Linked DNA regions of Homo sapiens: region 1 is linked to region 2. Evidence: chromatin contacts called from ENCODE Hi-C data. All regions are on one chromosome and are shown on one strand. The core of a region is the stretch at or near the end of the contact, and the rest is flanking DNA. Distances in the headings are between cores, read along the strand shown.

Region 1 (4,393 bases), core at 466-2,965, 580 kb before region 2:
CTCTTTTCCACGATAACCTGAAAGAGGAAAGATCAGTTCTCGAACATAGTTTGAGTGATGTACACCTAGGAATAGTGCACCACATGCTTAGGAGCGGGTTTTATTGACATTCTCAATAAACAACTAGGTGTAATTTTGTATACTTAGAAGCTTGAGGGCTTTCTTTACCTTAGTAATTCCCTTTCTCTCTCTTTGGGATACTTTTCATTAGAGCATACTTAGCTGGTTTATTAGCTGAAATAATTATGTGTTGATGAAAAGCACTAACAAATTGCAGATGAGAATAACATTCTCCATGGGCAATCGCATGCTGTATTGGAGGCCTCACTTGGAATTCTTTGGGAATTTCAGCCCTCTATTATGATGGAATCATCATCTATGAAAATTGTTATTCTCTACACCAAATATTCCATCACTGTCAGGATTTAAGAGCTTAATTGTTTAATGAAGCCAATTTTCAGACCTCTCCTTATTTCTCCTTCAATATGAAAATTGGCCCATTAAAAATAAATAAGAGATGAAAATTTGGGTCATGTAGCCAGATGTGTGCTCCATTTAGGTTTGGATAATTTAGTCACTGTGGCCATGGTCTGAATTAGTGCTCCTGAAAGGTGCTGACACCTCTCCAACTATAGGCTCCACATTTGGCATCCGCATAGAGGAGGCATTTGTAGGTGGAACTCTTTCAGCCTTAGTATTTACTCAATACTAAGTAATTGTATTATTGTAAATTGTAAGTGTAAATTATAATTGTAAATTTAAGTGATACTAACAACTTAATTGTAAATGTAAACGATACTAAGTGAATTGAAATTACTTAGTATTGAGTGAACAATACTGGTGAAAACATAGACCTCGCTGATTAACAAAAGATTGTAGTGTGTATCGTGTGCAAACTCTGCATTAGGAGGCTACAGCCCGATTAGTAACTTTCCAACTAGTTCTAATGTATACAGGTTTTATCAATACCTACTCTTGGTTCCTGCCAGTGATATTAGGGTCTACTTTAAATGATAAAAATAATGTAATTTATACCAATCTTACCACATTCCATAGATTAATATATCAAGTGTAGCTGTAAAATCATCAGCTGAATATTCCCCAATTTCTTTCAAAACATCTAAAACTTGCAGGAAAATAGAAATAATAGTACGATGAACACCCATAAACTCTCCCTCCAAATTCACCGATTGTTAATGTTTTGCCACATTACTTTGTTGCTCCTTTTTTCTCTCTATAAATGCAGACACACATTGGGAAATAAGCTGCAGTCATCACTTCCGCTTCAGTGTGCACCTCTCAAGAACAAAGATACTTTCCAATTAACCACAAAATCATTAACAACTCCAAAAATTCAATATTTAATATGATGGTATTAAAATTTCTTCAGTTGTCACCAAAATGATCTTCATTGCTGTTTTCTGTTTTATAAATTCAGGATACAATCAAAGACCTCACATGACAGCTGGCTACCACACTTCTTCAGTCCCCTCACAGTGATTTGCTGATCAAGACCTTAGCTTTTTGAAGTCGACTTGTAGAATCATCCACTCTCTGGATTTGCTTAATTTTTTATCTTGATTAGATTGCAAACAAAAAATAAATCTAAGCCCCCCTCTTCGACTGACCAAACCAACCTCCTCTTGGCCAAGGGAACCCCAGAGAAACTCATGATGAAACAGAAGGTCAGACACGCCTCGTTATACTCCCCGCTGCCCCGCCCCACCCCCGTCTGGGGTTTAGACAAAACAACTGACCAGCATTCACGTTAAAATGGAGATCAGAAGACTGACAGAACAGGCTCTTTGGGGCAATAAGATACCAAATTATAAACAGGACCTAAGGTCATGCCAGTGAAGTCACCCACTCCTACACTTAAAGAGTAAACTATGTTCTAACTGCCACAAGGTTTCTCTTTTTCTTTTTCTCTAGCAGCTAAACAAGGGCTAGACTTGAGATAAGCAATATTAAAACAATTATGACTCATGGGCTCACAGATGCTGACTAACTGAACCCCTGCTGCACCAGCCATGACTACAGTTTTGACTGGACAAGGCAGTGAATCAGTAACCTCCTCCTGATAAGAAAATCACCAACCATAGACTGGCTCTGGTCGGTTCGCAAAGGCTGAAGACTAGTGCCATCGTGTCTCTGCTGCACCTCTGATCACATAGAACCTAACAGTAATACATTTAAATGTTAAGTCTCTATCCCAAGATGAACATGGGTCTATGTTTGGGAATATTCATAGCTTCCCTGTAAACTGTCAAATAGTAGGTTTAGCCAACCCATTCACTATGAGCTCCAAATCCAACTTCTCCTCCTTCAAAGTGCCTGTCTCTGGTCTTTGCTGGAGGCCCACTTCCCAGCCTGCAGGATGGCCACCTTGCAGGCTGTAACCCTTTACAAGAAATAAAGTCTTCTTTCCTAAATTTATATATCTTAAGTTAGCAAGATGAAGTTTAAACAGCTTTGACAAGAAAACTACCTGGCACTGTAGTCTGCTTCCTTTACATCATTAGTGTGTCCCATGATTGGGCAATTCTGACTTCCATTTATTCTTCAAGGTGTATCCTTTTCCTCTTTATACTTAAAAATAACCTGTGGGTGATGCTTTGAGATTGTGTGCCTAACTCTTCAGCCAATGATTTTAGGTGCACTGCTGATTCTTGCCTAAATCAGTCATTACCGTGGTGACTGCAAAATTTTATTGTTAAATTCCTTCATTCCTCCGATATTTATTAAAAAGTATTACTTTATAAAGAAGAGCTGCCTTGCCCCTATTTTAAATGTATTACTAAGGACTTGAAGATTTCTTTGTTTATTTTAGTTAATGTAATATAACCCATTACGCCCTTTTTAAATGTTCAAATTGTCCCAACTATGGCTGGTGGGAGTCCCTTTCAGTGAGCACCTGTGTTCTTCTCACATATCCCTCTGAGATTTTTGCTTTGTTTTAGCATTTTTCTTGCTTTCTGGCACAGCAAAGCATCCCCAGCTTGCCTTGTGTTTGTTTCCTGTGGTTAGGCATTTACATTGCTTCCACCATTAGCTATCTCAAATTATGGCACAGTGAATAACTACACATGAATTGATTTGCAGCTGCCATGTGGTATCTCAAAGAAAAATTCCAAGAAGTAAGTTTGCAAGATTGAAAGATAAATGTCTATGTGATTTTGCTAGAAATTGCCAAATGCCCCTCCCAAAGAGTTGTAGCATTTTGCACTCTTATTAGCCAAAGTGCCAGCTTGATTTTTTTTATATTCACACTTCAGAGTAAGTTCCTCTCAGAGAAGTCACTATTTTTTGAAACTCTATTTTTACAATTACTTTATGTCCCTTCATTACAATCTTAAATTATTTCACTTAGCAATTTTTGTCATATATGATAATATTCGAGAATTTTTATCCCAACTTTTATTTAATTTACTGTAAAAATAATACATGCTCAGTTATTTGATTTTTTTAGAAAACCTCACAAGTCAGAGCAAATATAATTGTACTTTGTAGAGCATTTGCAAACCAAATTAAATTATTTTGGTTTTGTTACTACAGTTCTTCAGATTGGTCACAAAATGATATAAATTTTATATAATTTATGCATTGGCTTTTGAGCCCATATCCAAAGAGAGAGACTCTAAAACTATTTTGAGCAATTTCAGCATCATTTGAATAAGTTTATGGCCTCCCACAGTAAAACTTTAAAAGATAACATGCTTTCAAGTACATAAATATCATTGTATAATTATTTTCCTTAAGAAATAATATTTCAGAATCATTACATTATTTGTTTGCCCCTGACAAGTATAATTATACAAGTCTAGCATAAGAACAAATAAGATCAAATATTCTATTTAAAAGAAACAAATTTAGTTGCACACTAACTAAAAATATGCTCACTGGCAAAAATGTTTCTTCCTTGAGTTCTGTGCAAGACAAAAAGAAACAAACTTCACGTTAAATAGGTATTTAAGTATGGAATGGTGGTGTCAAATGCTTACTCAACTATTAAAGTTGGTTAGATATATTTTTATACCATGGTTAACAAATATTTTCAGTATTTTTCAAATTAGTGATAGATGAATAAATGATTTAATTGTGAACTCTTAACATTCATGTTTGTTTAAGCCAAGTCACATTACCTTGAGTAGGCATAAAACTATTAGAAGCTGGTTCAGTTAACTAATGGATGCAGACATCCTAGACAGTGATGTTTCCATCCCTGCAACTAGTAAAACTATGTTATTATTGGTGGTGACTGGCATATTTGCAGTCACTTTTTCAGTTTGGATTTGTGAGGCCAGTACGTTAAAAAGTGGTGCATTTCTTCTTGGAGTCTACCAGCAATTCAGATAGCTGCCAGGGAGTGACTGAGACCTCCCATCTCTAACTG
Region 2 (4,897 bases), core at 2,197-4,696:
TCATTGCCCATTGAGGGATGGACTGCATCACGTCTCAAAATTCAACCAGATTTCCAGCTGGAGGCCAGGGGAATCTGGAAACATTAATCGCCTCCCCCATTAAACAGATGCATTTGCTTTTGTATTTATTGAATTAATTTACAAAATGCTGCTGTCTTGAGGGAAGCATTCCCTGGAGCTTGCAAATACCAGCTAATACCACGTAGTTAATATTCATTCAACTGAAGCAGTAATGTCAGGGTTACATTAGCACCAACTAAAGAATACAAACATCCAGACTTTTGAATTCTCCAACCTCCAAGACCTCTGTGATTTACTGTCTTTTAGGGTTCAATCTAGATAGGGAAATTGGATTTCCTGTCAGAAGTTTCTGTGCAGCACATTCCTGAACTTCCTTGAATGGTTTGATGTCTTTCTGAGGTTTCTGGCGTCAGTCCCTAGGGCCGACTGCTACCACCTTGAATCCAAGGGGACTGTTTTGGAGGAGAGGATGGGGGAACCTAGTTGCATCTTCCTGGTAGTGGGACAAGTTAGTCTATGTGTTTTTCACAGTCTTCTAGATGAGAGAAATGCCTGTGGAGTCCAGCATCCAGGTGTTTCTGAAATTGCTCCCATGAATGAAGGCATTTGCCTGCCTCCGCCATCCCAATCCTGCCTACCCACTCTTTCCTCTTCTGATGAGATCTTTCAGCAAATCAAGGCTGGGGCTTGGTGGGTAACTTCCCAAACACCACTAGCTCTCTGTATTTTAAGGTCGTCATCCACACTGCCTGCCCTGAAAGGAAGAGAAGCTGGGCAGTACCCAAGGAATATAGAAACAAACTTTTCCTCTGCTCCTGTGCTATCTGGGTAAAACTGATCAAACAGCACATTTTCTGAGGCTAGGTTTGCTTCATTTCTTTCTTTTTTGTTGTTGAAGAAGTTTGGTGTGGTTTTTGTTCTGACTTACTTTTATACTTTTTTATTATTGACACATAATAACTGTATATACTTATGGTGTACAATGTACTTTTTTTTTTTTTTTTGAGAAGGGGTCTCACTCTGTTGCCTAGGCTGGAGTGCAGTGGCACGATCATGGCTCACTGCAGCCACTACTTCCCAGGCTCAGGTCATCCTCCCACCTCAGCCTCCTGAGGAGCTGGGACTATAGGTGCATGCCATCATGTGTGGCTAATTTTCATATTTTTCACAGAAACGGGGTTTCACCATGTTGCCCAGGCTGCTCTTGAACTCCTGGGCTCAAGCTATCCATCTGCCTTGGTCTCCCAAAGTGCTGGGATTATAAGCATGAGCCAGCACACCCACCCTGATGGTTTAGTACATGTGTGCATTGTAGAATGATTAAATCAAGCACATTAGGATATCCATCATCTCACATACTTGTCATTTTTCCTTGGTGAGAGCATTCAATATTTACTCTTTAAAAGCAATTTTGAAATATATAATACATTATTATAACCAGAATCACCATGCTGTCCAATAGATCACAAAAATGATTCCTCCTGTCTAACTGAAACTTTGTACTCTCTGACCAACATCTCCTTTTCTCCATCTCCTCTTCCTCATTTGTTCCTTAAATTATTTGGACAATACCAGCTTCTTTGGCCTGAAAATACTCTCGGAAGCATCGTGCTTCACACCAGCTAGTAGGAATAAGTACAGGAAACCATGTGACTGGCCCTCAGCAGTGGAATGTATAACTGAGTCATGGTCTGTTCCCACCAAGGAATGACTACCAGATGGTGATAAGAAGTTGATGATCTACAATGATCTGAGATAATGTGTATGAGAATCTTGCAAAGTAAATTGAGCCAAAGAAGCAGGACAGAATAGTACAAATTGTACTATTCCATTTATACAAGGTATAAAATCCAGTAGAACTAGGCTATGCTGTCAGAACTCAAGATAATGCTGGGCCCAGTTGTGACTGGGAAGGGGCATGTGGTGTGCTTCTATATGCAGTGCGGGTGATCCACTGTTCTTCTTCAGAGGCTGGATACATGGACATGCTCAGTTTGTGAAAATTCAACAAACTGTACACTTAGGAAAGGTGCTGCATTTATGTGTGTGTACGTGTGTTTATATAACTTAAATGTGCATCTATATACCTTAATTTTTTTTTTTTTGACGGAGTCTTGCTCTGTCACCCAGGCTGGAGTGCAGTGGCATTATCGCGGCTCACTGCAACCTCTGCTCAAGCGATTCTCCTGCCTCAGCCTCCTGAGTAGCTGGGATTACAGGCACACGCCACTACCCCTGGCTAATTTTTGTATTTTATTTTTTTTAGTAGAAATGGAGTTTCACCATGTTGGCCAGGCTGGTCTCAAACTCCTGACCTCAATGATCCACCCACCACGGCCTCCCAAAGTGCTAGGATTATTGGCATGAGCCACTGCGCCAGGCCCTTAAATTCTTTTTGAAATGGGCTCTTGTTCTGTCTCCCAGGCTGGAGTATAGTGGCATGATCATATCTCACTGCAGCCTTGACCTCCTGGGCTCAAGCAATCTTCCTACCTCACCATAAATTTAAACATGAAAAAGAGCAAGGACAGTTCTGCTGTGGGGCATGCAGACATAAAGCTCCAGTGGGCCTTGTAAAGGCAGAGCCGTCTTCAGACACCACCACCCTTGCCCCACAGCACTTCCCTCACTGCCCTGTGCTCTGGTCCCTATGCCCCTTCTTAGGGAATGTGAGTGCTTCACTCAGGGATAAGAGGGCCTGGCACTTGGCAGAGGCCACCGGCCCTGGCCCTTGAACTGTGATGGGATCCCTAAGCGCTTTCCCTACGGTGTCAGGGCTCTGAAGTTGCCAAGAGGACAACAGAAAAACGTGTTGGTGTGGTGGTGGTTGTTTTCAACATGAAAACTCCAGATTATCCGGAACAATGGTAACCCCCAAGAGCATGTGGACTTTTGACGAGGAGGATCCAGGGATTCTTCTAGAAGGTATTCAAAAGGACAAGGAGAGCAAAGTTTATGAGATCAGAGAGATCAAAGACCTGAAGGGCAGTGCTTGGTCCCAGGGTCCTAGGAGGAGAGAACCCCAGGAAGAGGAGGGAATGTCGCAGAGCCAAGGAAATATGCTCCCAACTTGCAAACTTTCAAAAGTTATAATCCAGCATTTAAAAAATTATTACTGATACATTTGATTCATGAAAAACTGACTGTTCCTGAGGAAGAAACTCAATTACCTCTTAGAAACTCTTAAAAAAAAATCATCCCTAGACAAAAGAAGAAAAACCAATTCAAAACTTCCACTTCCTCATTTCTTTGCGGCATCTCAAGTGCCCTTAAGGAAAACACACACACACACACACACACACACACACACACACTGAGACACACAGACCTATTTAAAAACAACAGGTATTTTCACATTGGTGCTCTGACCTATTTCTGGATTAGAAACTGGATTGCATGTCCACAAAGCCATCTCCCCACCTGGTGTTTGCTCTACACAGCGGTTGGGAAAGTACAGCCTCAGGGTCTAACAGAAAATGCATCTCTTCTTCTTTTTTATGATCGAATGCCATGAATTTACTAGTTTATAGCATCTACTTTTGCATTATATACGGAGGCCAAGATTGGAGCTTAGCCCAGTCTTTTCTGGAAATGGTTCTTTTGAAATCAGCAAGTCCGCTTAAATAAAAGAAATATTCCTCTGCCTTCCCTGGTGACTTGCATCCTCATTTTCATTCTTTTTCAAGACTTTGTCAAGAAGTCAGTAATAGGAGGTCTGTTCCCATTAAAGAGTGTGGTAGTGTGTAAGTCCCTGTGAGTCTATCTGCCATGAGGACCCTTCCATATGTAGAAACATGACAAAATAAATATTTAGGAAGGAATTTCAAAGAAGTTCAAATCTAGATATCCTCATCAGGGATAATACAGGAGCTTGAAATACATGTGCAGATCACCTGGTTCATTAACTGTTGAGACATGGGCTGTGAGGATCCAGGATCGCTCAGCCCAGCAATCACAGAGAAGGCCCACTGTGTGGTGAGGCTGCAGAGGGAACACCAAGGGTCCAAGCGGGCACCTCTAGGGTTGCAGGGCATCTCTGCCTCAATTATTGCCTTTCCACTGTGGATTTACACACTGTATTTCCACAAATAAAATTTTATTTTACAACATTTATCTATGCTAAAAAGAGTTGAAAACCACTGATCTATTTGAGGCCTTTATTTCACTTGAGCAGGGAGAAACATGACTGGTCAGGGATTCTCAAAGAGGAAGATAATCAGATAGATGAGAGCTGTCAAACATGTCAGCAAAATGAATGCTACGAAACAGTGGCATTCAACTTCAACAAACGGAACTCTCCCTGCTCAAGGAAACAGCTAAACACAGCAGTTTAAAGTTTTAAAGGTGATCATATTTAACATGTTTGAGAAGATTAGAGAATGTAAACTATCCTTGAAACAAGAAGAGGCTGTTACAAAAAAGAACTATAAAACTTTGAAATTTAAAAGATGATTGTTAATGAAACCTAGCAAAACAGACGTGATTGAAGAATAAATTAGTGAACTGAAAGACCAAGGGGTTCTTGTAGAATGTCATTCATGGGGACAAAGAAATCCAAGTAAGAGACAATTGACACGAGCGGGAGCTAGACGTTTCTTTATGTATTTACTAGGAGTTCCAGGAGGAGAGAACAGAGAGACTTGAGGGAGGAAAATAATTAAATAACTGATAGAAGAAAATTGATCAGAACTTTTCCAGTTCAAAAGCAGGGCCAGCTTCCTGGATATGTGGCCCTTGTGGTCACGTAAGGCTCTAAGCTCAGAAGGACTCTATGCTTGTCTGATTCTCATCTGTTGCCATCTTGAAATGCTTCATAATTTGATCTTTGAACTTGGGTTTTGTAAGTGAAGTCCGACGGAGCCACAAACCGTGTGCA

What was found. Hi-C counts contacts between places; a loop is a spot of excess contacts on that map. Pooled maps may share reads with other maps.
Region 1: a map with no recorded cell type shows a loop between it and region 2 (13-fold over the local background). The contact joins two enhancer-like sites. A Hi-C loop is called at or near these places in 1 of 168 maps with a recorded cell type or tissue (IMR-90), 6 of 37 single-sample maps with no recorded cell type and 6 of 50 pooled maps.

The regions. Positions count from the first base shown.
Region 1 is chr9:91,498,238-91,502,630 of GRCh38, reverse strand. No RefSeq gene overlaps it. Among named protein-coding and RNA genes, the nearest start is that of NFIL3, 77 kb to the right of the region's middle. Within about 2 kb of position 1,715, at least 2 of the 41 ENCODE cell types and tissues checked have a DNase peak (open chromatin) inside an H3K27ac peak, as active enhancers do.
Region 2 is chr9:90,922,565-90,927,461 of GRCh38, reverse strand. LOC105379829 (a long non-coding RNA gene) reads left to right here. Exons shown (of 4, transcript XR_001746828.2): 4 at 1-124. Among named protein-coding and RNA genes, the nearest start is that of LINC02957, 72 kb to the left of the region's middle. RefSeq lists an enhancer at 3,228-3,277. Within about 2 kb of position 3,446, at least 4 of the 41 ENCODE cell types and tissues checked have a DNase peak (open chromatin) inside an H3K27ac peak, as active enhancers do.